Linked DNA regions of Homo sapiens: all the other regions are linked to region 4. The links are chromatin loops, found by intact Hi-C in ENCODE. Cell type or tissue: heart right ventricle. All regions are shown on one strand. Each heading gives the region's core, and the rest is flanking DNA. Links, peaks and the distances in the headings are about the cores only. Region 1 overlaps NCK2 (NCK adaptor protein 2). Region 2 overlaps LOC105373531 (a long non-coding RNA gene). Region 3 has its middle 160 kb from the start of NCK2. Region 4 has its middle 34 kb from the start of LINC02946. Region 5 has its middle 150 kb from the start of ECRG4. Region 6 has its middle 9.9 kb from the start of NCK2.

Evidence for each region. Hi-C counts contacts between places; a loop is a spot of excess contacts. Peaks named below come from ENCODE experiments on the same cell type or tissue, not always from the same donor. Only the 100,000 strongest peaks of a DNase experiment are listed, where the experiment ranks them.
Region 1: it touches region 4 in a loop (2.7-fold over the local background); 18 of 110 quality-filtered maps call a loop at or near these places.
Region 2: it touches region 4 in a loop (2.3-fold over the local background); 14 of 110 quality-filtered maps call a loop at or near these places.
Region 3: a loop joins it to region 4, with 2.7 times the contacts of the local background. A loop is called at or near these places in 3 of 110 quality-filtered maps.
Region 5: it touches region 4 in a loop (2.3-fold over the local background); 5 of 110 quality-filtered maps call a loop at or near these places.
Region 6: a loop joins it to region 4, with 2.3 times the contacts of the local background. A loop is called at or near these places in 41 of 110 quality-filtered maps.

Annotation. Positions count from the first base shown.
Region 1 is chr2:105,882,814-105,887,957 of GRCh38, forward strand. The region is part of intron 4 of NCK2 (NCK adaptor protein 2); the gene reads left to right. Among named protein-coding and RNA genes, the nearest start is that of NCK2, 140 kb to the left of the region's middle. In heart right ventricle, for the core only: no CTCF peak of the experiment used is centred there; no DNase peak of the experiment used is centred there; H3K27ac peaks cover 3,872 bases.
Region 2 is chr2:105,962,368-105,967,511 of GRCh38, forward strand. It overlaps LOC105373531 (a long non-coding RNA gene), which reads left to right. Exons shown (of 3, transcript XR_923144.3): 2 at 1,118-1,204. LOC124906055 (a long non-coding RNA gene) reads right to left here and starts at 48. Exons shown (of 2, transcript XR_007087167.1): 1 at 1-48. In heart right ventricle, for the core only: no CTCF peak of the experiment used is centred there; no DNase peak of the experiment used is centred there.
Region 3 is chr2:105,902,730-105,907,237 of GRCh38, forward strand. No RefSeq gene overlaps it. Among named protein-coding and RNA genes, the nearest start is that of NCK2, 160 kb to the left of the region's middle. In heart right ventricle, for the core only: no CTCF peak of the experiment used is centred there; no DNase peak of the experiment used is centred there.
Region 4 is chr2:105,573,998-105,579,141 of GRCh38, forward strand. No RefSeq gene overlaps it. Among named protein-coding and RNA genes, the nearest start is that of LINC02946, 34 kb to the right of the region's middle. RefSeq lists an enhancer at 2,533-3,431. In heart right ventricle, for the core only: CTCF peaks have their summits at 2,523 (motif pointing right) and 2,724; a DNase peak (open chromatin) is centred at 2,832; H3K27ac peaks cover 705 bases; H3K27me3 peaks cover 341 bases.
Region 5 is chr2:105,917,450-105,922,593 of GRCh38, forward strand. No RefSeq gene overlaps it. Among named protein-coding and RNA genes, the nearest start is that of ECRG4, 150 kb to the right of the region's middle. In heart right ventricle, for the core only: a CTCF peak has its summit at 2,602 (motif pointing right); DNase peaks (open chromatin) are centred at 2,002 and 2,632; H3K27ac peaks cover 1,044 bases.
Region 6 is chr2:105,732,414-105,737,557 of GRCh38, forward strand. No RefSeq gene overlaps it. Among named protein-coding and RNA genes, the nearest start is that of NCK2, 9.9 kb to the right of the region's middle. In heart right ventricle, for the core only: no CTCF peak of the experiment used is centred there; no DNase peak of the experiment used is centred there; H3K27ac peaks cover 1,600 bases.

The DNA.
Region 1 (5,144 bases), core at 664-4,663, 310 kb after region 4:
ATCGAGAGACTTCCAAAACAAGCATTTAGGAGATAGAGTTTAATGTATTTGAATTGTATTGGTTCTAGGAGGCTTCAATTTCATTTTTAAATGCACGCTATAAGACTAGTAAGTATGTACTACCTGCTGCCACTGCTGTCCTCTGAAAAGATTACTGGCACAATGAATAAGTGCTCATTCAAGGGTCCTGTTGACTGATCAGAGAGGCATTCAAAGCCCTCCAGAGAGAGGCGACTGGGATGTGCTCTCTTTGAGGACGGAGCATCGTGGTGGTGGAAACTGGACTCCTTTATGGTGTCATCAATTTTGCGGAGCCTTACATGTGCTTGGACGGGAATGCCAGGCTGAAAGCTAACTTCATCTGAAATCTGAACTCTGAGATTTATCAAGTCACCAGAGTTTATCATTCCTGGCAAGACATCACATTGAATTGTTCTCACATGACGAGAGCTCTGTGCACCACTTCTTTTAGATCGTGTTTGAAGCCTTAAGCAAATTAAGGACAGCAGCGCTTTTAACTCAATCGAGCAGAAACTTAGAGAAAGCGCTGGAAAACCAATTACAATATTAAGTGCTTGGTCCAGAGTCCTTAAGGGCTAAGTATAATGCACAAAATATGATCTTGGCTTAAAATTTTTTGAGTTTGAGGAGACTTCTCAGAAGGAAGTCCTGCAGTGTGGAGACATTGGTCCCAGTCATTATTCTTTCTGCCTAAGATTTGGGGAAAAGAGGAAAGACTTTAGAGGGTAGATGAAAAAGGTGTTCTCCGGGGTTGCTGGCCTTAGGGAGGACCTATGGCTTTTCTGTGGAACATGCACAGGTGGTCATTGCTGTCTGAATTCAGGGACCAAGTCCCTTTGGATAAGGAGGGATGCATGCATTGTCTGGGTTTCATCTCAGAACTCTGCACCCCACTGTCTCAGTTGTCTTATATTGTTAGAGAATGAGCTAACTTTTTCTAAAGAACTAAAGCACGAATTGTTTGTATTTCCTTTTAACAGTTTTTTAATGGGGGCCTTTCAGGGTTTTTTGCATTCTCTCCTAACTTAGAAAGTCAAGGAACAACATATATGATTCTAGGAATATAGGGCGGAAAGAGCTTTACTGGGACTTGCATCGGCTCTGCACACATAGCAGCACCGTCTTTGTCTGAGGTTCCACGTGGCCTGATGCTGTGCAGGGCAGCTTGTCCTGATGGATCTTGCCGTGACACGGGCCATTTTCAGCTGTTAGTGTGCATGCCTTGTTCCATGGGGATTCTGCAAGAGCCCTGAGGTGTGTGTGTGGCTTCTTTTCTCCTGACAGCAGAACCATGCCAGGTTTGCTGTATTTCCTGTTCATAACCAAGGCGTTCTCAGCTGTCATCTGTGACTACCAGGGACCTGTCCTGGTGGACAAGTGGACAAGTCCTTTGCTTGTTTTTTTCCCACCATCCACTGCCTCCCCCCGTCCCCATGTGTTTTCCTGCTCATTTTGGCATTTCTCAGGTTAGAGCTGGCTTTCGCAGCCACCACTAGGCCACCAAGAGCCCTTAGGTTCATGATCTGACATAATTCCTTCGCAGCATGCCAGGATGGAAAGGTTTCTGAGGGGTTCAGCCTCCCTGCAGGACTCAGTCAGGCATCTTTATTTAATTTCCTTTTTTTCTTGCAGTCTTTGGGCCTGGGCCTTTAATTGAGGTTATCACATGAGGCCTGGCTTCTGGATAAGCACAGCTGTTTTTTTTGGAATGGATCTTCAATAAAATATCCTGAGTGATTGCAGTGTAAATGAGCTAGACCCTTGCTTGACGATATTGAGGGGTGCGTATTTCAGGGAAGACAAACATTGCCACATGCTACACTATCCACTATCAGTAAGTGCTGGGTATTTCAGAAGTATCTGTTGGATATGTTAGATGAATCAGTGAACCAACAAACGAACGAACCTCTTGGACCCTCTTTCCTGTCCTGAACTTCAGTACCTACTGCTTGTCCTTCCATTTCTTCCTCCTCCCTCGCTCTCCTCTCTCATCTACAATTGTCATTTATCCTTAGCAGCTAAAGGTGATGCATTGTTGTTGCTTATTCTCCATATTTCGTTATCATACCTTCACCTGTGAGCCATACCTGCTTAAATCCAGAAAACTCAGAAATCCTACTCACCCTGTGTGTGTCCATTATAAATCCTTTTATATTACATTTTGTCCACATTGATTCTATGGATGTGGCTAGAAAGCTGTACTTAAAATGAACAGTAACCCTTTACTGGGTTTCTGGTAAACTGTACAAGTTGTCAATATTTTATTTTCTTAATTGCTGCATCTCCCATCCTTGTAAAGCTTGTTCAGAAAATGACAGATCACAACTAGGATATGGTTGGAAAAGGTGCAGAGCTGGCCTGCAAGTGCGGGAGGCCATTTTCCTCTGTAAGATTTTAGTTCCCGAAGATATCATGTATTTATTATGTCCTGCAATAGTATTAGATACTAATATTTTTTGTCATACAGTACTTTTTTTTCCAGTAGAGAAAAACTGTCTCGCTAAGGATAATTTAATGCACATATTTGTTTCATTTCTCTTTTTTAAAATATATGAAAAGTATTTGGCTGGGAAATAAAATAGAATAGCTCCTTTCTGTATTTTTAAAGTTATAATATTTCTTAAAGAAATTATAACTTTTACCCAAAACTCTATTTTCAGGCAATTTCATCATTCCATTTCTCTAAATAATGATTCTCTAACTGTATGTAGTGTGTATCAGAATTGCCTTGAAGCTTGTTAAAACAAATTGCTGGGTCCTACCTGAAATGGTACTGATTCAGGAGGTCTGGGGCCCAAGAATTTGCATTTCTATTAATAGCACGTTTCTTGGTGGTGATGCTGCTGCTTTTGGGACCACACTTTGAAAACCCTTGATCCCTATGATGCATTCTTAGTGGTTTTATATATTCTTGCAGCTGTTATTAAAACCATTTCTGCATAATACTACATTTCCATGAATTATAAAAATATTGTCATAAAGCTGAACTTCATTTAGAACTGAAGCTTTTGTTGAGTGGGATTTATCTCTTGAAGTATATTTCTGTTGAGTTTTTTGGGGGGCTTTTTTGTGTTTTTGTTTGTTTGTTTTTTACTGTTTAGAGTTTGAAAATAAACGTGCTGTATTTGCTGTGTTTCTGCTGATGAATTAGGAGGAGGTAGATTGTCAGAGCAATGTGAAAGCTGCTTCCAGGGTTTCATGGTTAGGCTCCGTGATCCATGGTGTTTCTTCATAAATGAGTTAATGTTAAGATGACTTAACCTTAGGTTGCTGTGAGCAGTGCCTGTAGGCATCTTTCCAGTTTCAAAGATAACAAGTTATTTTTAATTGCCAGGCTTTTTGCCCAGTACCAAATGGAAGTTTTAAGCCTGGATTTTTGTAATAGTTCTAATTTTAAGCATATTTAACTCTTGAAGATGGAAAGGCCTGCAAGATCATGCAGTACAGGCTGTTATCTGGAAGTTTAGTGCTCATCACCTGATTCTGATTCTCAAATGGGCCAGAGCCCTTGAAGACTCTGCCTTCTCACTCTGGCTGGCTCTTCAATGCTGACCTTTAAAACAGACAACATCCAGCATCACCAGCAAACTTGCTAGAATGCAGATTGCCCCAGCTTGCTGACTTCGAATCTCTGGGGTAGGGCTCTGCAACCTTGGTTTGAAGAAGCCCTCTGAGTCCTTTTTTTGTTCCAAATCCTGAGAACCTATGAACTCCTGAATAATTCTGATGCGCCAATTTGAGAACCACTACGTTGTGGAGTATGCACTTGATTCAAGCCCTTTTGCATACTGTTGTGTAATATGGTAAAATTCTGACTTAAATGTATCACTCAGTCACATCAGGTATGACACTATGGAAAGACAAAGAATAACAAGGACAATATTCTACAGGTCTATATGGTGAGGTATTACATGTGACTTTAGGAAATACATTTGGGGATAGGGAGGGCTAACCACACACATGCATACTAACTGGAAAGTGGACAGGGAACGCTCCGTTTGCCTAGATTAGGTAGATGGGACTTGGACAGCTGCTCTGTAGTTGATGATTGACTTTTCATTTATGTAAATAAGATTACTTCCAAAGTTAATGAGATGAATATTTGAACATGTCAGTGTGGATTGGCTTCAGGCCTGTGGAGTAAATATTTTATAGAGTGAACATTGATAGGAGAATAGGAAAAGCTGGTGAGACTCTTCACACTTGGGGCAAGGAAGAGATAATCTGATGTAAAAACAAAGAACATAGGGTCAACTGACAGCTAGCAGCATAAGTATAGGCAGGAGTAATTTTTATTAAAAGAAGGCTACCTTAGACAACTAGGGCAGGTGACCAAATAGAATGGTAAAACTGAAAGGCAGTTTTTCTGAGATAAAAACAGAGAAACTATTAATCAGTGGATCACGATTTGCCTCTAACCCATTTGTTCTCACTTTTGGGAGGTAAATGAACCACTTCTGTGGACAGAAGAGTGCCTTCTGTAAAGAAGTAAAAGGGGAAAAACATGTCTTTACCAAAAGAAAAGAATGATACAACTTGTGATAAGAAACCAACAGGGTGACCTCTCTCTGGGGGTAGAAGGAGATGTGTAGATTATTGATGCTTGGAGACTTCAGCGTGGCTGGAGATCAGTCCAGGGTCTGTGTGGAAGGCCTGGTGAATCACACAAAGGGCATTTCTACCCTCATCATTTCATAAAGTCCAAAGTGAAAGATAAGGAGAAGTTTTAAGGTTTAAAGAACCAAAAGTACCTGGAGCAAGGCCCCTCCCTCCCGTTTCCTCATGACTATTGTGCTTAGAAGAAAATCGCATTAATACATAAGCTTTCAGGAATGGAGGAGGAAATAAAGGATATTAAAGTCTGTCCTCGGCATTCATTTTTTTCCTTCTATGAGAAAACAATGATTAAATCTTGAGAGAGGGAGAGGCGTATCTGATCAGGACATCTGTTTTATAAAACTGCAAAGGTGCTTTTCAGCAAGTATTTGAGGCAATGGATCAAGCTGGCAAAGCCATAGAGATGGGATCAAAGAGTGTGCTCTCTACTGTTCTTTTCTAAAAGTACCCACTTATCGCGAGCACAAATTGCAAAGAGATGAGGTGTAAGAATTACCTAAAGGAAT
Region 2 (5,144 bases), core at 497-4,496, 390 kb after region 4:
ACAACCCCCGGTCCGTTATGTTCACCACTCCCCTGACCTCTGACCCCAGAGAGTCGGTTTGCCTGTTTCTGCTCTTATGTAAATGTAGCCATGTAGTGTGTATCCTTTTGTGCCAAGCTTCTTTCATCCAGTGTAATGTTTCTGAAAGCATTTGTTCATATTGTGAGTTGTCTATCGCATTTCACTGTGGGCAGACACCACAATTTGTCTGTTAGCTGTCTGGTTTTAACATACTTCTGATTAGTGTCACTTTCTAGGCTGGATGGGAACCAAATATGGTTTAATGCAGCCACCTCTTTAAAGATGGGGCCACTCCATAAATTTCATTTCATGCAACTAATGTCTAGGAAACATTCTTTCTCCTTCTTTATCACTCTCTTTTATGTGGATATATTTGTAGAACTATTTAGGCTCTGATCAGCCTTCACCGTGCATGGTTCTGGAAAAGGTACTGGACCAAGCCTTAGAAAGAGGAGTTTCTGCAACTGAATGTTATCATTGATGAATCCATTCCAATGGCATGGAATTAGTAACACCTGCCCTGCCTCCTCCCAGGGCTACTCTGAGGATCAAATGAGATAGAGCAGATATTATACAAGACCATATGATACAGCTTCATAAAAAAAAGACACACATGTATTCTATTTGGGAAAAAAAGGCTATAGTATACCATTATGAGTAGTAATGTTATAAAAGAATTTTTCTTATCTTTGCATTTTTAAAAATCCATATATTCAACATGGAAAATGTTTTACTTTAAAAATAAGAAATATGCTATCAAAGTCAAATAATATCTCTAGAAAAGCATTGAGATCTATAAATTACAAAATAAATGAAAGCCATTATATATTGCTTGATTGGCTCATAAGGAAGACTGGCTGGTTTTTTAAAAATAGAACTTTACTTTTTTGTAATCTATTTGGCAAAGCCAGAACAAAAACAGCTCCTGCTGAAAGATTAAAAGAAAAATAAAGTGCTTCACAGTTCAGGCTGCCAAGAGATAAATGGGGTCTACAATTCCTCACATTACCTTTCTTAACAAGGAGGCGGTTGTTGAACATGAGGATTGGTTACCTGTCTGAGAAGTGCCTGTGGGCTGTGCTTTTTCATCCTCTAGGTGGTTCTTAGGCATTATGATGATATGGGAACAAAATAAGGTCTCCCACGAAAGCAGAGTCGACAAGAGTCACGCCTTGAATTGAAGGTGAGTACACCTAACAATGGGTGGAAAACTCTTCTCATCTCAGTGGATAATTCAGAACAAAAGAATAGTCTCACTCTCTAGGGCTTGACGATCCCAGTTTCCATTGACCTTTACTTGGAAAATCCAAGTGAAGTATGTAAAAAGAGGTGATATTATTGAACTTTTTTGTGTGTTTTTTTTTTGGCGGGGGAGTATGCTTTGGCATTTGAGACTGGTTTTTCAACCTAAGAAACCTCTTATTATTATTCCCAAAGGTCCACTTTTAAAATAATCATTGTTTAAACATAGTGTCTCTTATATAACAGCCGCCTCTATGTCATCTGGGAGCTCCTCAGAAACACAGAATCTTAGACCCTGCCTCAAACCTCAAACCTACTGTATCAGAATCTGTATTTTAAGATCACCAGTGGATGCATGTTAAAATTTCAAAATCCCTTCTCAATAACAAAATTTAGGAAAATATAGGAAAGGTAGAGAGAAGGACAGTTTTGGTGTATGTATTAGTTCATTCTCACACTGCTATAAAGAACTACCTGAGGCTGGGTAATTTATAAAGAAAAGAAGTTTAATTGACTCACAGTTCCACATGGCTGGGGAGGCCTCAGGAAACTTACAATCATGGCGAAAGGCAAAGGGCAAGCAAGTACATCTTACCATGGCGAAGCAGGAGAGAGAGAGCAAGTGAAGGCAGAAGTGCCACACTTTTAAACCATCAGATCCAGATCTCATAAAAACTCACTTACTATCACGAGAATAGAATGGGGGAAATCTGCGCCCATGATCCAATCACCTCCCACCAGGAACCTCCCCTGACATGTGGGGATTACAATTCAACATGAGATTTGAGTGGGGGCACAAATCCAAACCATATCAGTGTTTGCCTCCTGTTTTTCCTCCATGCGTTGATTTCTTTTTACATAGTTATCGTCACCCTGCTGTACAGTTTTGCAGCTTGGTTTTCACTTAACCTCATCATAAGCATCTTTATGTGTTATCACATCCTTTTTCATAAACATTTCAAATAGTTGCCCAATCGTCCATTAAGCAGAGGTTCTCTGGTTAATTATATTTAATTTCTTCTAGTGAGATGCTTGGGTGATTTAATTTTTTTATATTGTAAGTAACTTAGCAATAAAAAACTTTGTGTCTAGGAAATTACATATTTAGGATTTCTTTTTTCTTGGAGAAATTCCCAGAAAAAAAGTTGAAAAGTAAAGCCTTCTTCTTTATTATAAAATGAGTATATTCTTATTATAAAAAGTTATTAAAATCTGAGAACATGAATTTTTAAATGTGATAAATTTGCATAAACCTACACACAAATAGGTGTGTGTAAAAACTCATGAAATCTGAATAAGGTCTATAGTCAAGCTAACAGCATTGCACTGATGTCAACTTTCTGGGTTTGATGCTGTACAATATTATGCTTCTGAATGTATTCATTCATACTGTTGTGAGTAGTTGGAGAACCTTTGTTCTCATTAGACTATCATATTCCATTGTGTGTCTATACCACACAAGATGTAACCATTGGAAGAATCTGGGAGAAGGATACATGGGGTTTTCTGTATTATTTTTCCAAATTACAGTGAGTCTGTGATTATTTTAAAATAAAAGGTTAAAAAATATGAGAGAGAGAAGGAAAAAAAAGCCCATCACTCAAGCACAAACCCTGTTAAAGTTTTGATATATTTCTCTTCAACCTTCTGTTATGCATGGTCAAAAATTGTAATGCAGGCCAGGCGCAGTAGCTCACGCCTGTAATCCCAGTACTTTGGGAGGCTGAGGTGGATGGATCACAAGATCAGGAGATCGAGACCATCCTGGCTAACACGGTGAAACCCTGTTTCTACTAAAAATACAAAAAATTTGCCAGGCGTGGTGGCAGGCCCCTGTAGTCCCCGCTACTTGGGAGGCTGAGGCAGGAGAATGGCGTGAACCCAGGAGGCGGAGCTTGCAGTGAGCTGAGATCACGCCACTGCACTCCAGCCTGGGCAACAGAGCTAGACTCCATCTCAAAAAACAAACAAACAAACAAACAAAAAACAAAACAAAAAAAACAGTAATGCAAAATAAAAACCATTTTAAGGCCCTTGATCTGTGCTGTACTTTATTAGGCATAGCTTTGAGAAGATACTAAAATAACTAGAAGACAGTGATGAGTTCTGAGAGGACTGTGGCTGCTGTGCAGACAGGCTTGAGGTGGCTGAGGAACCCCTAAGGAAAACATGCAGCGCCCATCGACTTTCCAGCTCTGCTCCCTGCAAGCCATTTGTTCACTTGCTCCATGCACCCGTTCCATTTCTTCACTGAATTGCTCTGAGGAACCTGTGAAAATGCAGGGTTTTTTGACAACGGTATAATTGCTTTCAGGGGGTGTACACGGAAGCCAAAACAAACAAACAAACAAACAAAGGTCCTTTAGCTAAATGCCTAGCTCTAGCTCATAGCTGTATTTGCAGAAAGGATACCAAGAAAATGACTGAGGTGGTTGCATTTCATTAATGCCCCAACTCCTAATGGGAAGCACTTGAGTCAACAGCACTGGAGAACACGCAAATTCCCTTTCAATTCCACATCTTGTGCATGCTCACCTGCCAGCCTCATCTCCATGACAACCAAAGAGCCTTCTTCAGAAATCAGCTCAAATGGCACTACCTATGAGACCCTGGCTTCAGCAAGCCACAGGGCCATGACATGCCCCCTGCCCTGTGCCCCCTGCCCTATGCTCCCATATATCTGACCTGCTGCTGATGTTCTGTAATTTTTCTACGTGCTGGGCTTTCTCCCCATAGACCCTGAAGCCTTGATGTGTTTCTTCCTTGTTAGACACCTCCTGCAGTCTCCCACGCATTTAGAAATAGGTTCTCAACAGGTGTTTGTTGATGCAGGGAAGGAAGAAAGGAAAGAAGGAGGGAAAGAAGGAAGCAGGGAGAGAGGGAAAGTGGAGAGGAGGGAAGGGATTCCATGGGTGTGAAGGCAGTTAAAGCAGCTGTGCCCCATCTTTCAGAACATCTGCAGCTCTCTTGTGGCCATCACTAACATTCATCTCCTCCTCCCTCTGAGCCTGGCATCAACATATCAACATGGTGTAATAAGCAGCCTTCTGGTGTTGCCTTGGAGGCTTCCACTTCGGTTCTTATTCACCCTATTCTCAGACAAGCTATAGCTAATGCCAACCAGAGAGCAACTGGCCCCTTGTGGTTTCACCACTGGGCCTGCTCTTGGGCAGAGAGAAGGACCAAGCAAGTTACACCCTCAAGAGAGCATACTGGTTTTGCCCATTTGGGCGATGAGGTTCATTCCTGAGGGATTGCTTAGCGTGAGATGTGGAGATAGGGCTTGGGCCCAGTTCTAGCTTTGGCCATTTCCATGACCTTGAACCAGGTGCTACAGTAACAAGACTGCTTCTGCAACTAGAAATTACATGGGTCTACAAGGTCCTTCTGTTTTTCCAGCTCTGAGATGGAGGATTCATTGGCAGCAGGTACAGGTCAGAATCCCAAAGGTGGGAGTCAAGGATGTTTGATTTCACCAGAATTCCAGGGCCTGGGGCAGGCAGGGCCAAGGTCAGGCCGACCTTGGCTGGACATGGTCCATTAGAACTAAAGGAACCAGACCTCTCCAGGCTATTTTGGATCACCAGGACCAGTCCAGCCAAGTAGGCCTTCTGTCCTAGATGGTTGAAAATGGTTATCTACCTTGACTTTGCAATAGGATGGCCTGGGGGAGCTTAAGAAAATGCTGAAGGCTGGGTTCACCCCATAAACTCCTTCTCTGCAGAGTTGACTTACCCACTAGGCACGGTGCCTAGAACACACAAAAGGTTTACATTTCCCTTGAAATCAAATGAAGAAAACAGACTTTTACGTCAAAGAAGAGGTTTTAATATGCAAAATTAACATATTTTTCTTTATACCAAAGCAGTCATAAAATGTCT
Region 3 (4,508 bases), core at 509-4,508, 330 kb after region 4:
GACCCAGGCTTCACAGCAGGAAGTGAGCAGCAGGCAAGCGAGTGAGCATTACTCCCTGAGCTCCGCCTCCTGTCAGATCCGTGGCAGCATTAGATTCTCATAGGAGTGCAAACCCTATTGTGAACTGTGCATGCAAGGGACCTAGGTTGTGCACTCGTTATGAGAATGTAACTAATGCCTGATGATCTGAGATGGAACAGTTTCATCCCAAAACCGTCACACACACACACACACACACACACACACACACAGGTTTGTGGAAAAGTTGTCTTCCACAAAGCCAATCCAGGTTGGGGACTACTGATATAGAAAGAAATGTCTGATCTTTAAGGCCCAGAGTGATTATTTTTCTCTTTTGTTAACTGTCTTACTTGCCTTAACCTCCATCAGGTTTCCCACAGCACAGCTACTAGCCATACAAACTCACTGGAAAGACTCGTGCTGTTCTATCTTTGGCAGATCCTGCTACCTGACACTAAATGACTATTGAAGATAGACAAGCCTGACAGCTGGTGTGAAAGCTCGCCTTTGACAGCTTTCAAAAAATCCCTGAGCTCCTCTCCAGTGGCCAGCATTTGGTCAGGAACCAGGGCACCAGGGCCTTGTCCTCAAGCATCTGCTGGTTGGTGGGGGCATGTGGCCTTCCAAGATTAGGTCATGGCCCAAGGAAGCCCCTAGTCCAGAAAGTCAGTGGACTTGTGTAAAGCAAAGGCCTGTGCTCATGGTGGTGGAGTGCGCCTCCATCGGTGCACACCCTGCATCTGAGCCTGGGTGCTCCTCACCAGCGGCTTGACCTCCAGCCAGTGCTGAGAACTCTGTACCTCCAAAACACTGGTGCAGAGCTGCATTTTTTAATACAGCCATTTGAGGGGGATATTAGAGTTGTTAGGCGTTGTTGTACATTTAGACAATGTAAACTGCGTAATGTGAAATACTTAGCACATTTGTATAGCTGGTTAAATGGGCTTAATGAAAAGGAAAAAAATAGGTTAATGTGCTAAATTATTATCTAAATGAAGCTAGTAGTGACTTATACAAGATTTCAGACTACATCTACATGTAGTACCATAGAGACACTGTGTTCAAATGATTTTAACCTAGAACTCCATCCAGTCCCACAGGGAATGGGATGTCAGTAATATTCATTTCCACAAGTGCCAGGGAGGTCCTGTCCTGTGCAGTGAAGAGCAGAGAATAAAAAGATGAGGGAGGCTTGACATTGAGGTAATGAAACTAAAATACTTGCCCAATCAGAATGCAAATATCCGGCCAGGCACGGTGGCTCACGCCTGTAATCCCAGCACTTTGGGAGGCCAAGGTAGGTGGATCACTTGAGGCCAGGAGTTCGAGACCAGCCTGGCCAACATGGCAAAACCCCACCTCTACTAAAAATACAAAAATCAGTGGGGCGTGGTGGCGCACACCTGTAATCCCAGCTACTCAGGAGGCTGAGGCTGGAGAATCGCTTGAACCTGGGAGGTGGAGGTTGCAGTGAGCTGAGATCACATCACTGCACTCCAGCTTGGGCGAAAGAGCAAGACTCCATCTCAAAAAATAAAAAAATAAAAACTGCAGACGTCCAAATAGCATTCATATCCCGTTAGTTCTATGACAGTGGTGGCTTGAGGTGTTGGAGAATAACAGGTGCTGTCTTTGTTAAAGGTGCATTTGGAATTTGTCTTTGGGAACTGCCCACCCATATACTGTGGGGTAGCCTTGGATTATCTGTGGTGGAAAATCTTTCAGGTTGTGCTTTTTTTGAGGTAGGGAAAGTGATACTGGTTACAAATCCATTTAGAAATAAATCATTTGGAGGAATCTTAATTTTCTTCACTTTTTTATACATCTTTTTTATTATCTGGATGAAAAATATAGAGAAAAAAGTTGAATATTTTTAAATTGCATGGAAACCAAATTTAAGTTGAGTAAAAGTAGATATTCATATTGGTTATACTGGTGGTAGGAAAATAGGAGAAAGATTTCTTCTCTGGAATTTGTTTGGTTTCCCGGTGGTATTAGAAAATAATTTTCTGGCAGGGTATAGTGGCTCACACCTGTAATCCCAGCAATTTGCAGAATCTCTTGAACCCAGAAGGTGGAGGTCACAGTGAGCCCAGATTGCACCATTGCACTCCAGCCTGGGCAACAAGAGAGAAACTCCATCTCAAAAAAAAAAAAGAAAATAATTTTCTCTTTAGTCAATATTTTCACCAAAAGTGCTTGTTAACATGATTTGCAAATTTCAGAATGTAATGAAGTCAATGAACAGATTGGTGTTGCAAAATACTGAATTCCTAATCTAGGTAATCTAGAAAAAATGTTTTGGTTCCCTTCTTAGTGAAGTCTACCATGACTATCCCATTAATAATGAAACTTGCCCTCTTCTCTTTCGTCTTTCCCCTGTAGTACTTATCAACTTCTAACATGAATAATTTACTTACTAGGGTTATTATTCTCTCTGTCAACACACACACAGCTAGCATGAAGTTCCATACAGGCAGCGATATTTGTTTTGTTAACTGATGTAGCCTAAATAGACCAGTGCTTGGCATCTAGCAGGTGCTCAATAAATTAGTTTAAAAGCACTGAATGAATCAACCTGAGAAAAAGAGAACAGTGTACTCTGAGTCCTTTAATATCTGAAAATGCCTTTATATTGCCCTTGAAAACAAACGCTTGCTTAGCTGGACATGGTTCATGCATCACATTCTTTTCTTGCAAAATTCTACATAGTATTCTATCATCTTTTGGGATTTAGTCAAGCCAAGTCAGATGCCATGACTATCCTTGTGACTTGGGTCAAAGGCTCACTTGTGTCACTGATTCCTGCCTTTCTCATTTAGCGGCTGCCCCACACATCTGCCTCCAACTCCAGCACCACCTTTTTCCTTCATAAGGTCCTTACCCACCCGCTTGGTCCCCAGTGCATAAAATTTCCTATTCTCAACCTCCAGGCAATTGGTCTGTTTTCTTACTGCTTTCTGCCAGACTAAATAGTCATTTTTAATGGCACAGCCATCCTATAATTTCTTTCTTCTGAAGTCTTTCCTTTCTGAACCTCTGCTGTACTCTCATCACTTCACTGCCATCAAGGAAGGCTCACTGGTTCCCTCCTGTCCCATGGGGATAGAGGATGAGATCCAAACTAGCAGACAACCCAAGCCGCAGACTGCTAATGTGCTTCAACTTCCCTTCCAACCTCAGTTTCTCACATCTCCTAATTAGAAACTGTGTTTTCGAAATTCCACAAAGAGGCTTGGCACAGGCATTCACCTTTCCCTGTCGGGTTCATGCTCTTCCCCAGGCACTTTTGTGATATGGGGGACTTGCTCTGCCTTCAAGCCCTGATGTCCCAGCTCCTCCTTTCTCATGCTGCTCCTTCTCCTGGGAGACCAGCAGTATTTATATGGCACCAGGGCTACACTTGATTGTCGCTGGCCAGCTTTCCTTGTATCTCTCTGTGTCTTTTCTCCTCCATCAGACTATCAACAATTCGACTTGATATGATATTGCCATTTTTTATCAAAATGATTGAATATTCTCAATTTCATGGTTCACAAAAAACTTAAACTTTTCCCAAAGTTATTAATATGTACTCTCTGTACATGGTAGGTGCTTAACAGACATTTGTTGACTGATGAACAACAGGAAAAGAGAACCTATAAAATAAGGTAGCAGGCTTCTCTCTAGCTTAATTGGAGGTAAGCCAAACCCACTTTAAGTCACTAGAAAGGTCTTACCCACCCCTTAATTAAGCCAACGTTTAATGAAGCCAACTTAAGCATTAGCTAAAAAGTATATTCTAGGTTTCAGTGGTACTTTCATTTACCTTGAGTTTGCACATGCGAGCCTTGGAGAGGACAGACCACTGGGCCTCCTGTGTCTCCACCATTGCTGAAGACCATATGGCATCTGAGAATGAGCTCCACTGAGTTGGATCTTCAAGCCCAGGATGTCATTAGCTAGTGCTGTTATTTCTTATCTGTCTAAATCTACCACAGAACTTTTGAAAAATCCTTTAAGTTGGGTACCAGATGTGGTCCGTAATACTTTTTAAGATTGTAGGAAAATATGCATACCATAAAGTTTGCCATCATAACTACTTTTAACTGTACACAGCTCAGTGGTGGTAAATACATCCACACTGTTGTACAACCATCATCACCATCCATCTCCAGAACTTCTTCATTTTCACAAACAGAAACTCTGTCCCCATTAAACAACAACAACTCATCCCCAGCCCTGCAGCCCCCCAGCCCCTGGCAACTATCATTCTACTTTTTCTACGAATTTGACTATTCTAGGTACCTCATAGAAGTGGAATCATACAGTGTTTAACTTTTCTGCAACAGGCTTGCTTCACTTAGCATAATGTTCTCAAAGGTCATCCATATTGTAGCATGTGTCAGAATTTCCTTCCTATTTCAGGTTGAATAATATTCCATTCTACGGATAGAGCACATTTTGTTTATTCATCTTTCAGTGGACATTTGTGTGGCTTCCACCTT
Region 4 (5,144 bases), core at 575-4,574:
ACATAAGCACTCAATTCCTCTTGTCTTTTTTTTTTAGCTGGATTTCTCCCATTTGCAACCACAGAGTGATGGCTTTAGATAGTCTGCATAGTCAGCAAGGCTTTTTGGGTGGCGTCTGACCTACCAGCCACCTTCCCTCTGCTCTGCAGGCAAGATCCAGCTTATCGCAGGAGGACTACAGGAACCTCACACTGCTAAGCCACCAAGCTAAATTACCGTGGAACAATGTTGCCAAAATAATAGCCTCTCAGAACAGCTTGATGTCTTTTTCTTCATATGGTTTCCCAAGCAGGATATGAAGTTGGCATCATTATGTGATGAGGGATTTACTCAGCAGGACCAGGAAGGGGTAGGGTGGGGTGGGAAAGAGCTGTGGCTCTGCAAGGGAACCTCCAGGTTTAAGTGCAGCTCCCAGACAGTGATCCACGTGTGCTGCCCTGGGCCGGAACTTCCACGCACGTGCAGAAGCCTGTGCACTGGTGAGTGGGGAGCAGAACACCTGTTGGCAAATCAGCCTCTCTAGACCTTGCTAGAGTGGCAATTAGGCCTTCTCTGAGAGCAAAACAAATTATCTTAATAGATATGTAACCCTCAGATCCTATTGGAAAAACGTTAGATCATTGGGGGACTATGTATTTTTAATCAAAAGTTGGCATTTTTATAAAGAGCATGTGATTTGACCATTTTTAGTCTATGCCCTCAATGCAATTTAAATATGACATGCTGAGCATACACTCAGTTTTGTTCTTAAAAGAACAAACCTTGAACCTGGCTAGAATTCAGTAATTTTTTTCTTTGAACCAACAATGTTGAGAACTGAATTTTTGAAATATATGTATAAACCAAAACTTACCAAAGGGAGAAGCTTATTTAATTTCAACCAGCTCTTACTGCGTGTCTTCTAACACAGGGCTTAGAAAACTAAATAATCTATGGCTCTTGTTCTTGCTCTTGAAAAGCTGCCAGTCCTTGGTAAAGCCTAAGAGACCTGAATTTTGGAAAAGCATTTTGGAATGCTTTTAGTTGCAAGAAACAAATGAACAAAACTAACCCCAAGGAACATAAACAATACAGGAAATTTAAAACTCACAAAGACTTAAAGCCTGAAAATAGATTTGCCTTCAGGTGAAGCTTGATCCAGGACCTCCATGACCCAATTTTTTTCCATCTTTCCTGTTTTCAGATTTCCATTCTTGGCAATGTCCTCTCCTCTCTCAACCTCGGCTTGTCCTCTCAACCCCTTTGCTAGCCTGCTCCCTGGGAACTAAGAAGGGGTTCCCAGAGAAGGTAATGCTTAGAATTTTGAGGCAGAATGTGCATGGGATTGACAATAAAGAAAGCACATTCCAGAAGGGAGTATCCTTCTCAAAGGCAAGAAGGAGTGAAGCCACAGGAGAGTCAGGGGAGCTGCAGGTAGTTTTTATGCTGCTGGAGGAGAGAGTCTACTTGAGGGACTAGCAGTGATGGATGCTCAGGGGTAGGGAGGAGGTAGCAGGAGGAGGGATGGGGACCATGAGCTCTGTTCTGAGCGGAGCTGAGGTGGAAGCACTTTATCCTGAAGACGATGGAGAATAATTCTAAGCTGCGTATGCAAGGATGGGATCTGCACTTCAAAGTGAAAGCAAAAAAGACCAACTCAAACAATAAGAAAGTGTATTATCTCATAGAACTGCAAGTTCAGAGGGAGGGTGGGTCCAGGCTTGGCAAGATTAGTGGCTCAAAGATACCCTCAAGGACCTAGTTTCTTTCTGTTTCTCTGTTCTGCCACTTTCTGTGTGAGCTTCAGCCAAGGTCTGGCTCCCGGCATGGTTGCAGGATCGCAGCCAGAGGCAGGCAGGGCCATATGTCGTTCCCAAACCCATCCAATAATGGAGACAGAGAGGGGGCGGAGAGAAGGAAAGGGAGAGGAAAAGGGAGAGAGAGAGGTTCCAAAGGGGCCCATCGGGAACAAGGAATCTGAGTGGGAAACCAACAGTGCCCTTCTCGAAGGCTTTCATTTCCTTCTTCAACACCCAGGGCCTGTTGTATTTCGGAATTCAGTACTTTTTGGATTTCAGGAGGGTAACAGAGTGCCTGTACCTCATCTTTTAGGAGGGTAACAGAGTGCATTAGACCCCACAGGGGCTCTGAGGTGCTGACCCCACCCCACCACACCAATGACTCTGCATAAAGGGCATGGACGCCAGGTGCCCTGCTCAGTCAGGGCAGGCTTGGCAGCCCGGGGGCCACAGTGTGCGGCGCGTTCCTTCATTCTTGTATGGACCCCAGTGCCCAGGACGTTCCTTGACTGCTCTGTGAGCAGGGGGAGGAGGGCTGGAGGGAGCGGGTGGGGGGGCAGTCAGAGAGGTGATTTCTGAGGCTATGGGGACGTGCCAGTGGGTTGCGAGATGGTCTGAAGGAGAACAGACGCGACGGGAGTGGGAAACTGTGGGGACACGAAAGAGATTCCAGAGAAATGAGGAGGCAAGGGTGAAAGAGGATTACCTGGAAAAATCAAATAGCAGAGTCCTTCTTCTGCCACTAGAGGTCATGAAGAATTAAGACTAAGTCACTTAAATTGGTGAGGTGTTTGCAGTTCCTTTCTGTGAAAAGATCTCCAGGACAAAGAGACAAACAAAGAGATTTGTTGACGTATTTCAGATCCAGAACGATGAGCTACACACTTTCTGAAATCCACAAGTGTGTGTCTCGTAAGCTCCTATGAGTGTGGTCTTTCTTAAGAGCTCAAGCTCCCTCCGGTCTTGAATTGCCTTGACATCACACACTCAGGTGGGCCCTGCCTCCAAGCCCACCTTGTGAAAACAGGGACGGGGGACCGCCACTAGGGAGAGAACGTGAGAGTTGGAAGGGGCCCAGGCCCATGGGAAGTCCAAAGTGGGCTGTCCAGGTAGGGAATCTGAGGCCAGTGAGGAAAGAAGGACTTTTCGAGGCCACAGAGCTGTGTGGGGCAGAGGTGGCACTAGAGTGAGTTTCCCTGGTGTGAGGCCCAGGCTCTGTCCTCTGCATGATCCGGGGGTGGGGGACGCTGGAAGCCTGGTTGACTAGAAGGAAAGACAAGCCAGAGGCCAGTGCTACTCTCCACTTCTGCCCTTTGCTGAGCTGGCCCTGACCCCTTCCAGGCCTCAGGGCCTCCTGCTGCCCTGACTTAAAGCTCCGTTTCCCACGATCTGTACAGATCCTGACTCACACCCTCCTCTTCATGTCCTTGGGCTACTTTCTCTTTGACTAACAGTTTTAAATTTTTATTTATTTTTATTTTTGATACATAGTATTGTACACATTTATGAGGTATGTGGAATATTTTTACATGCACAGAATGTGTAATGATTAAGTCAGTACAAACATAAGTTAGAAAGAAGAAATAAGGTTTTTTTTCTTTCTTTTTTTTTTTTTATTTGAGATGGAGTCTCGCTCTGTCGCCCAGGCTGGAGTGCAGTGACTTGATCTCGGCTCACTGCAAGCTCTATCTCCCAGGTTCACGCCATTCTCCTGCCTCAGCCTCCTGAGTAGCTGGGACTACAGGCGCCCGCCACCATGCCCAGCTAATTTTTTGTATTTTTAGTAGAGACAGGGTTTTACCATGTTAGCCAGGATGCTCTTGATCTCCTGACCTCGTGATAAATAAGTTTTTTTAGTAAAGTAATTCAAACTTTTCGATTCGGGGTACATGTGGAGGTGTGTTACAAGGGTATGTTACATGATGCTGAGGTTTGTGGTATGATTCATCCCATCACCCAGGTAGTGAACATAGTACCCAATAGGTACTTTTTCAGCATTTGTTCCTTCCCCTTCGTCCCCCCTCTAGCAGTCCTCAGTGTCTATTGCTGCCATCTAAATGTTCATGAGTATCCAGTGTTTAGCTCCCACTTATAAGTGAGAATATTTGGTATTTGCTTATCTGTTCCTCCATTAAGTCACTTAAGATAATGGCTTCCAGCTGCATCCCTATTGCTGTCAAGGATCTGATTTTGTTCTTTTTTATGGCTGCATAGTATTCCATGATGTATAAGGACCACGTTTTCTTTATCCAGCCCACCATTGTTGGGCACCTGGGTTGATTCCATGTCTTCGCTATTGGGAATAGCACTATGATCATCATACGAGTGTATGTGTCTTTTTGGTAGAATGATTTATTTTAGATGAAATAAGTTCTGAAGCTCAATAGCAGAGTAGGATTACTATATTTAATGACAATGTATTGTATATTTCAAAATACCTAGAAGGGAGGGTTTGAAATGACCCAATACATAGAAATGATAAATACTTCAGGTGAGGGACACGTGATGATTGACTGTCAGTTTTGAAGCCTGGTTTTGCACAAACACCTCACCCCAACTGCAAACACTGATAAGGGCGGCTTCCCATCCTCAAAGGCTCACACCTGCCCATGTCTTTCCTGGTGTGAACCTGTTCTCCTGCTGCATCACACAGCTGGCCTTATAGGCCATTTTTCTGGATTTTTGTATCGTGTGATGCTGTCATGGGCCACGCTCCTCTCTGCCCCAGCCCAGGTGCAATGCCAGGGAGATCACCTGAGATGACAAGCCTGCATCCTGCCATGCACATGGTCCTGTCTGATGGCTCATTTTGGGGCTGAAGATACAGGCTTATTTAAGGTGGTAGCTAACATCTTTACCCCGAAGAGGTCCAGGTTCTTCCTTTTGGAGCCTGAGAAAATAAACAGTTTTAAGAGTAAGCATGTGGGCAGGGATGCCTAAAATTGAGTCAAGAAAATTAAGCTGGAAGAAAGCTTATTCATATGCAAGGAGTATCATTAGGTCCATTGGTAATAAACTAATAAAATGTTCTATAAATACTCCATGAGAAGTATCCACTGGGCATCATCAGGTGGTCGGTCTGTGGTAGCTCCTGGGAAGCTAAAGGACTAATGGATTTCATACATGTTCCCATAAAACCCGGAGCTCATTTCCAGGATGAGGAAGAGCCAACAGAAAGACTGAATGAGGCCAGGCACAGGGACAGGCGCTCTTCTCTCAGGGGCGGCAGGCCCATTCAGAGCAAGATCTGATCGCTATAAGCCCTTTATCATAAAGGAACATATCATAAAGGATATGGATAAATTCGTTTTTGGTATCAAAGTTTTTTTTGTTGCTGCTTTCAGCGTTTTATTAACTCATATATGT
Region 5 (5,144 bases), core at 421-4,420, 340 kb after region 4:
CCCTGCTGCGACATGTGGATCACGTCTGTCCTCTGTGTGGCTCTGTCTGACTCTTCCCATGGCCTGTGAGCTTCTGCTGGAGGCTTCCTCTGTCCCAGACAGTCCTCCTTGGTGGGATCCCCCTTATGATGACCCCAGGCCAGGTCCTCTCTGCAGGGTCCCTGACTGCTCTCCAGAACGCATCACCCTCCATGCAAGTGCACGTGCACTGTTCTCAACCCAGCTGGGAACCCACTATTTCCAACCTAGCCTGTTTTCTTCATTCTGCTCCTACCGAAGAGCTGCTGTAGCCCTTAGGCTTAGTAGGTGGGAAACAAAAGTTTCTCTTCATCCCAAACTCTAGGCAACAGGATATCCAGCTCTCATGAAGTCCAAATCACTTGTCTTGAGGGAAGGGGAAGTACTTCCTCTCTGTGGGGTATGGGCAACCCACACATACTCCCCACCGCCAATCTCTTCCACCAGAACCTGCTCTGAGGCCTTGCTGGGTGACACTGGCAGGACTGGCTCCATAGTCTCCATGCACTCTGCTTTAGGGCACAGCACCCATCGTTCTGCCTTGAGAGATGAGCCCACCACGTTGTCCTCAGCCCTGGGGGCTCCTGCCAAAAGTGAAAGATACAGAGTCCCAGTTTACATCCTGTTACACCCTGAGAGTTTCCCCCGGAGTTTAGTCCTCAAATAAATCCACTAGTAGTGGAGCCTCCTTATTTAAGATACTTAGGTTCAGACTTGTCTGTGAAAGTGTAATTGGAGGTGAGGCAGAAATGGGTTTGTATGAGGGCTCCTGACAGAACGAGAAGGAAGGAGTGGGGGTGGGGGAGGAGAAAAGGAAAAGGAGAGCATCATATCTGCCTGAGAACGGTCCCCACCCTCACACCATGGGTTCCCATCTGAGCTCACTGGGGGACGCACATGCTGAAGAAAATGGCATCCCTATACACACAACGGGGCCGGAGTAGTGGGCACAGGCAAGAAAGGCCTCCCTGGAAGAATGCAAGGGATCCACACAGATGCACCCAATGTCTCTGGAAATGACTGGGCAAGACTTTGAGTGAAACTGGAGACCTGGCATTAATGAATGGGATAAAGCTAGAAAAACCAGAGTTATCCTTGATAATGTCACAACATGGAGTCCACAGGCTGGACAAACCTGGGACCATGGAAGCTATACTTTTAAGATCTTAATACAACGTTCAGTTAAAAAACCCTTCTGCTACCTATTTCCTTTAGAATACAAGATGCTAAGACCTGGAAAGCACCCCTTGCAACATCCATGTTTGACACTTTGGACAAAAGGGTTGGCTGTGCAATTCTTAGGACCCTCATCTCTGTCTGGACATTAGTGCCTCGCTATGGCCTGTGCCAAAACATGCGGTAGCGATAGCACACCCGTAGTAGATTAACATAAGTCATAGCCGTTCAGAAATTTCACCTCCTGCAAAAATGCGTTTAAGCTTTTCTTCAGGGAAGGCTGAGCTGTTGGCCCCAGAAGACTCTCAGCTGACCTAAACAACCCTTCTTTTTTATTTTCAAACAGTCTTAAATAGGTTTCTGCATGTGATGACAACAGACAAAAAGATAAATACAGTACATTGAAATTATTCATCTGGTTAAATATTATTGCAATATCTTGAGACTTTGCTAACTTCTCCTGGAGTTCAGATTCTCAGAGTCCTTTGTGTGAACCTCCACTTAAAATGCACAGCAATTGTGCACCTATTTGATAAACTTCCTCCTGTCACTTTCCGACACACACTGGCCATCAGTGCAAGCCAGTGGCTGAGACCGGCTCTTCTTATGCTGTGCTGTCAGCCACAGCCACTCTGACCATAACCCTGGGCCTCCTTTCTGCAGAATAGATTTGCACAAAGACCTCTCTCATAGCTGTTTCTCTCTGTCCCTAGAGGTCCCTGGGCTACGTCCTTGGGTTGGAACCCAAGCCAAAGCTAAGTGCAATGACACAATTGAGCTATTGTGTGAGCTGTAAGTAGAGGGAGGATGGCAGGGGCCCAGGGCTGACTCACCAGGCACACCTGCCTGGTCTGGCCTTCAGGGATCCCAGAGGGTAGAGACTGGGCCTCCTCATTCCAGGCCTTCCACCCCCAAGGGGTTGGGGACATCTCTTCTGCCTCCTCCTACTGTCCCCTGCTGCATTTCTCCTGGCCTTGTCTTCTCTCTACCTATGCAAAGGCCCAGAGGCCAGGCCCTAGACACAGTAGCCCCAAGCCACACCAGTTCTTCAGCAGCTGTGAGTGGAGCAGGAGCCCACACCCTACCTGGAGTCTGAGGTTGGGGATAAACTGGCTGCTGGCCAGACACTGTGTAACAGGGATGAGCTCCTTTCAGCCATTCATGAAACCTTCAGCCACAGCATTTCTAGCCAGATTAAGAGGCTGGGCAGCTGGGCAGCAGCCTGGGGGTATTAAGTGGAGCCCAAGAATGCTGCTCACAGAACTAGGTCCCCTGAAGTGATCCCTGGAGGAACCAGAAGTTTGAAAGGGTTGAGACCAGGAGCAAATGCAATAACACAGATGATGTCCAAGAGGGGAAATTATGCAGAGGAGGGATGGGTGCTGGCTGGGGACCTGAGATGGAGTAAGGTACCAGGCCCTACCACCAGGAGGCAGGCTTTTGGGGGAAAGTTCCAGAAGCAACTTGCAAGAAGATGGGAACCAGGCCAGAAAGTACATTCTTGGGGATCTCAGAGCAGATTTGAACTTAGTTTGCAGGCATGGCTGGTGCAGCTCTCTGCAGACTCAAACTATACAACATGAGTCACACATAGCTACTGAGCATTTGAAATGTGACATGTTCAAATAAAGATATGCTTAAGTGTAAAACCTATACCAAATTGTTAATAAAATTAAAAATGTAAAATATCTCATTAACAAGTTTTTATATTGATTACATGTTGAAATGATATTATATTGGATATATTGGATGAAAACATTTTTATTAAAATTAATTTCAACCTCTTCCATTTCACTTTTTCCAGTGGGTCTATCAGAAAATTTAGAGTGACATAATTGAGTCAGATTATAATTCTATGGGATAGTGCTGGTCTGGGCTGTTCACTTGCCTGAATTCCCAGGTTCCCCCAGCAGGGTACCTCCATATCTTTGTAACGCTGTGCAATACTCTTCTTAGAATATAGTGTATCTGCAAAAAGAACTAGGTGCTATCAGACAAGAACAGCTAGAAAACAAAAAAGATCTGTTGGATATTAAAAACAAGATGAGTCTATTAATAGATTTATTAGAATAATTGGGCATAATTTTAAGGTCATCTTCTATAATGGAGAGAAAAGATAACAAAATGATAGGAGATGCACTAAAAATCAAACCATTAGGAATTCCCATCCCCCAAAACAGGGAAGAAAATGGTGGAAAGAAAATTATCAAAAGTCCTGGGAGATAGAGGAAGGGCACACAAGGGAAGGGCCAAAAGTGAAATCCTCGTCTGTTATCATGGAAAGTCAATTAAAACCTGAGAAAGGTCAGTCTAATTGTATCCTTAGGGCATTTGGTCTGGAAGTGACTACAAGTGCTGAAAGTGGTGGTCTCTAAAGAAAGGGAAAGTGTTGGCATTACGAATTGGCGAGAAAGAGGCAGACTACTTAGCCTAGAGTGGGTGATCCCTAACCCTGTTTTTTCTTTGTTTTTGGTTCTTGTTTTGTTTTGTTTTTTGAGACAGGGTCTTGCTCTGTCACCCAAGCTGGGGTGCAGTGGTGTGATCATGGCTCACTGCAGCCTCTACCTCCTGGACTCAAGTGATCCTCCCACCTCAGCCTCCCAAGTAGCTGGGACTACAGGCAGTTTGCCACCACTCATGGCTAATTTTTGTAGTTTTTGTAGAGACAGGGTCTCACTCTATTGCCCAGGCTGGTCTCAAACTCCTGGGTGCAAGCAATCCACCTGCTTTGGCCTCCCAAAGTGCTGGTATGTGCCTGAGCCACAGCATCTGGCTTTCTTTCTTTTAAAGACAGTTTTGGATTGTGAAATATACCTACAAAGTAGTAAAAAATTAAATGCACAGTTTGACATATAACTCAAACACCCACATAATGGCCACCCAGGTCAACAAATAGAGCATTATTAAGTTTCCAGAGCCCCTTGCCCATAAATTTCTTCCCCACCCAAGAACCATCCTTCCCTCCAGATGTAACCACTATTCTGACTTTAAAATAATCATACTCTAAACAGACAACCTACAAAATGGGAGAAAATATTCACAAACTATGCATCCAAGAAAGGTCTAATATCCAGAATCTATAAGGAACTTAAACAATTTGACAAGCAAAAAACAAATTTAAAAAGTGGGCAACAGACATGAACAGACACTTCTCAAAAGAAAATGTACAAGCAGCCAACAAACATGAAAAAAGTCTCAACATCACTAATCATCAGAGAAATGCAAATCAAAACCACCATTACTGGTGTATAACCCAAAGGAAAACAAATTGTTCTACCAGAAAGACATATACATGCGTATGTTCATTGCAGCACTATTCACAATAACGAGGACATGGAATCAATCTAGGTGCCCATCAATGGTGGATTGCATAAAGAAAATGTGTTACATATACATCATGTATGACATGGTCTGTGTCCCCAACCAAATCTTATCTTGAATTGTAATCTGAATTGTGTGTTGAAGGAGGGACCTCATGGGAGGTGATTAGATCTTGGCAGTGGGGGTTCCTGCATGCTTTTCTCATGATAGTGAGTGAGTTCTCACAAGATATGATAGTTTTTTAAGGACTTTTCCCCCTTTTGCTCTGCACTTCTCCTTCCTGCCGCTCTGTGAGGAAGGACATATTTTCTTCCCCTTCCACCACGATTGTAAGTTTCCTGAGGCCTCCCCAGCCATGTGGAATAGTGAGTCAATTAAACATCTTTCCTTTGTAAATTACCCAGTCTTGGCCTGTTCTTTATAGCAGCATGAGAATGGATTAGTACAATGGAATACTATGCAACCATAAAAAAGAGTGAAGGCATGTCATTTGCAGCAACAAAGATGTAGCTAGAGGCCATTATTCTAAGCAAATTAATTTAGGAACAGCAAACCAAATACTGTATGTTCTCAGTTATAAAGTGGGAGCTAAACTTTGGGTACACATGGACATAAAGATGGGAACAATA
Region 6 (5,144 bases), core at 529-4,528, 160 kb after region 4:
TATGTGCATTCTTTTAAGAAAAAATGCTGCCCTTCCACCTCCCAACTTTACTCTGGGGTGGTGTAATGCAAGGCTGTGGGTTATCTGCCTTGGGATGCTCGGTGGCATTTTCTGCTGTGAAGAACCCCTGCTTCGTCAAACCAGGGGTGTGTGTGTGTGTGTGTGTGTGTGCATGCGTGTGTGTATTCTTTATAACAACTTTAGACACATGCTGTCTTAATTTGGGTTCCAACCCTGAAATAAGGATTTGGGTATAAGTAATTCAGTTGGCCGGTGTTATGGACAAATTGTGCCCCCTTTCCCATTCAGATGTTGGAGCCCTGACCCTCAATGTGAGTGTATTTGGAGATAGAGCCTTTAAATAGGTAAACAAAGTTACATGAAGTCATAAAGGTGAGGGCCCCTAATATAATAGGACTGATGTCATTACAAGGTGAAGACACCAGGGATGTGCATGCACAGAAGAAAGACTATGTGAGGACATGGCAAGAAGTTGACCATCTGCAAGCCAAGGATAGAGGTCTGTGGAAACCAGACCTACGGGCACCTTGATCTTAGACTTTCAGCCTTCAAAACTGTGAGACGATAAATGTCTGTCATTTAACCCCTTGATCTGTAGGTCTTTTTTCTGGCAGCCTAAGCAGGCTAATACAGTAGTTGTCCCAAGAGGCACAGGGAGTGCACAAGATGTGAGATGGGGAAGGAAGGAAGGTCACCAGTGGGTCCCAGCTTTGGACAGCTGGGGCAGTCTCACTGGGGAGTTTCCGGGAGACTGTATGGAACACACCACAGCATTGTCCCTCCAAGAGGAGAGAATGCTGGGCACTTATGAACAGATGCACATTGGGGTGTTCAGGAACGGTTGCTCCCTGGCACTGCTGCCCTGCCCCTACCTAAGGGCCAAGCACACGCCTATAGCCAGAGAAAGCCCCCAGCGAGAGCAACCCAGGGCTTGAGAGAGGAAGGCATCGGTGTATAAGGAAGTGGGAGCCCTGTCCAACAAAGCTGCTGGTGACCCCTAGGGAGGATGTCAGGCAGGCACTGACAGCACCTGCTACATACTTAATCTGCATTAAACAGTCATATCTACTTTTAAATTATGTTGGTGTTTATCAAATTAGTACAGGTTTTAGACTAATTTCTTCAACAGCAACACATTTCCCCCCTCCCTGCTTATACTGACTGGATAGGAGAAATAATTTATTGAAGTGAGACCTGCTTGTTTTCACTTTACCTTGGAACCAATCTTTGAATAACATAGAAATCTAGAGGTTTTGAGGTCTAAGGCAAACCACACTAGGAATGTGTGTATATTATTGAAATCAGGCTTAACCCATTTATGCCTAGTGCTTCATTATTGGAAAGCTAAGCTTGTGGGCATTATTTATATCCTGTTGTTCAAGGTCATTGCCAAAGTCTGATTTTTTACAAAAAAAATTGCAACCCCAGGCATAAATGGGTTAAATGATATTCAAGGTTAGCTTGGAAGAGAAGTTACAAAAGGTGGGCACAGCTATAGGTGAGACCTGATAGATTAAGACGGGGTTGAGGTGGGGTCTGAGGGCCTGGTGGGGTTGAGGGTCTGGGCAGTACCATTGGGCTGCAGACACGGGGGCTCCAACAGGCTGCTGACTTCCTGAATGACTCACTGTTAGCATCAGCAGCACGCGACCCTCAGACATGGTATGAATATCTCAATCAACCCCAAGGCAGCACCCCACAAAAGTTAGAGAAACCGCCCCCTACCTTGCACCCATTCAGTACTCCTTTCTTCAGTAATTCAGAGCAGTTTCAGAAGGTTAGCCTGCAAACTTGATAGCCACAGGGACTGTTTTCCTTGGTTCAGAAAGATGTAATTTCTCTTAACATCCAAATGGATGCCCAAATTGTTTCTGGACCAATCCCCCAGTGAGAACAACTAGGAAAAAAAAAAAACAGGAAAAAGTAGGAAAACTTTTGTCTGAAGACATGGCTATGGAGTCAGTGAGAAAATTTTGGGGCCAGTGTCTGGGAGGGAATATCCTTATAATTCTAGCTTTTCATCCTTGCATGTTTCACCCTGCCCAGGCTCTCCCGTTCCTCTCTTGGCATCACTCCTCAAACGAACTACTCACATACAAGCCTTTGTCTTGGGTTTTAATACCCAGAAATCAGGACATCTGAGGATTTGAGTCCCATCTGATTGGGACTCAAGGCAAAGCAAGGGTGCCAGGTCCCTCATGAGCTTAGAGCAGGCTCTGTTTCTTCTGATGCATCTTCTGGATTAAGCAGAACTATAGAATACACATTCCTCTCTTTTGACCCCAGTATGTAGCCAGCGACTTCGTCCTGTCCAGTGTTACCTCATCTGGGCCACACACATCCCTCTCTTTCTGCTCATTTCTAGTGTGACCGCCATGGGCAGGGTTCCTCAATCCCATCCAGCCCAACGCTGTGACCTTCACAGCTTCTGTCTGTCTCCACATTTCTTGCACACCCCCACCTGACAATCTTCGCAAATACATCATCAGCATTTCATGTTTTTATTGATAAATGTGACACACCTGCAGAAAACCACAGGAAGCAAATATATGGCCAAATGAACCATTGTAAAGCAAACACTCTTATGACCACAACCCCCTCCAAATCTCCATCTCTTCCCCATCAAGAGTTATCTCTTTCCTTTCTGTTTTGCATGCATCCTTAATCACTGTGGCTCATTTTCTTTTGGTTATTAAAATGTATTTTAGGTCTCTTAACCTACAGGTTCAATGTCCACCTTTGTTTAGTTTTCTTAGCAACATTGGTGGAAGAAGCCAGATCTTTTGTCCTTCAGAATACCACAGTCTGGATTTTGCTGATTGCATTCCCAGTATAGTTGGACGTGTTCTCTGTCCCCTGTGTTTCCTGTAATTTTGTGGTTGGATCCAAAATATCTTCTTAATGCCTCACTTCCTTGTTCAAGAAACCACCAGCCTCCCTAAACTCCTCTTGCCTCTTAGGTGGTGTATTAGTTTGTTTTCACACTGCTATACAGGACTACCTGAGACTGGGTAATTTATAAAGAAAAGAGGTTTAATTGACTTACAGTTCCACTTGGCTGGAGAGGCTGCAGGAAACTTACAATCATGGCAGAAGGCAAAGCAGAAGCAAGGCACATCTTGCATGGCAGCAGGAGAGAGAGGGAAACTGCCGCACACTTTTAAATCATCAGATCTCGTGAGAACTCACTATCATGAGAACAGCATGGGGAGAACCACCCCCATGATCCAATCACCTCCCACCAGGTCCCTCCCCCAACACACGGGAATTACAATTAGAGATGAGATTTGGGTGGGGACACAGAACCAAACCATATCAGCTGGGGTGTGTGACGCATAAATGGAGGTGGGCAAAATAAATGCCCCACCTCCTCTAACCCACAATGGTCATCTGGGCCAGGGCCTCCAGAAAGCACTCACAGGAGGATTGACGTGTCCTCATTCTCTTGTATACAGCAGGCTTATTTCCTCCTCAAATTCTCTCTTCCAGTGGTTCCAGAGGCCAGAAGCTCTCCCTTTCCTTCTCATCTTCTCAGTGGCATCCTGGTTCTGCCCATGCCCTCCATAAAGGATTTAAAGTCTGTCCATGAATAATGCTCCAGAATCATGACCCCTCAAAGATGCCCCTGCCCACAACCCCGGAGCCTGTGAATGTTCCCTTCCATGGCAATGGGACTTTGTAGAGGCTACAAACTTTGAGATGGAGAGACAGCCCTGGATTGTCCAGATGCCATCACAAGTCCTAAAGGGAGGGTGACTTTCCGGGCTGCAGTGAGAGAGACTCAGAAATGGAAGCAGGATCAGAAAAGACGCATCGCTGCTAGCTTTGAAGGTGGAGGAAAAGGCCGTCGCAGAAGGAGTGTGTGTGACCTCCAGAGGCTGGAAAAGGCAAGGAAATGAATGGTCCCCTAGAGCATCCCAAAGGTAACACAGCCCCACTGCCACCTTGATTTTAGCCCAGAGAGACCTGGGTTGAATTTCTGACTCACAGAACTGAAGGATCATAACTGTGATGTTTAAGGCCCCAACTTTGTGGTGGCTTGCTACGACAGTCATAGGAAACAATACCCCATCCAGTGTGGCTCTGAGTGCTGGCCTTCAGGAGGGGTCACTTCTCCAGAGTCCCTGCAGGTAAAGGTGTCAGTCCTCTCTAACACCTCCCTATGCCCTGAGGCCCCTGGCCCAATGCAGACATGGGAAGTGTCTGATAAAACTAGAGTAAAATGGGTGAAATCAGTAACTGTTAAGAATTCTCAACATGAAAGTGATTTAATAGGATATTAAAATAAGTGCAATTTATTGATCATGGTTGCACTTCTCAGATACTTTGTAAATCAATATTAGATATTTGTAGGAGACATCATGAGAAAGAAATCACAGCCATTTGTTTGCTTTGTGACCTTAGACAGGTTTTTTAAAGCTTTTCAACCTCAGTTTCCTTATCTATAAAATGGGGACCTTCATGCCTCCCTCACTGGGGTTGTCAGGATTAGATAGTGTGCTTGGCCAGTGGTAAGAATGCAACAGATGATAGCTATTAACAACTATTGTGTTAATAATAAAAACTTACAATGATATGTAGCTAAACCCATTTGCATTTTAAAAATGTTATTTGTAAATAGTATATTTTTATCCCACGCCTTTCCTTCAAGAATCATCATTAACTGCCAACTTTGTATGAGGTGTCAGTGAGATACTCTGGGGAAGTCAAAGAAATAATTTTGGTGGTTCATGCCTATAATATAATCCTAGCACTTTGGGAGGCCGAGGCGGGCAGATCACTTGAGGTCAGGAGTTTGAGACCACCCTGGCCAACATGGTGAAACCCCATCTCTACCAAAAATACAAAAATTAGCCGGGCATGGTGGCATGTGCCTGTAGTCCCAGCTACTCAGGAGGCTGAGGCAGGAGAATCACTTGAACCCAGGAGGTGGAGTTTGCAGTGAGCCGAGATCATGCCATTGCACTCCAACCTGGGCAACAGAGTGAAACTCCATCTCCAAGAAAAAAATAATAATAATAATAATTTTGTCCTGAATCAGTTTATGATCTTAAAATATCATATGGACATAAATTACTAGAAAACAAGGCATTTTTGGCTATACGCCCCGGCAGAGTTTCGGA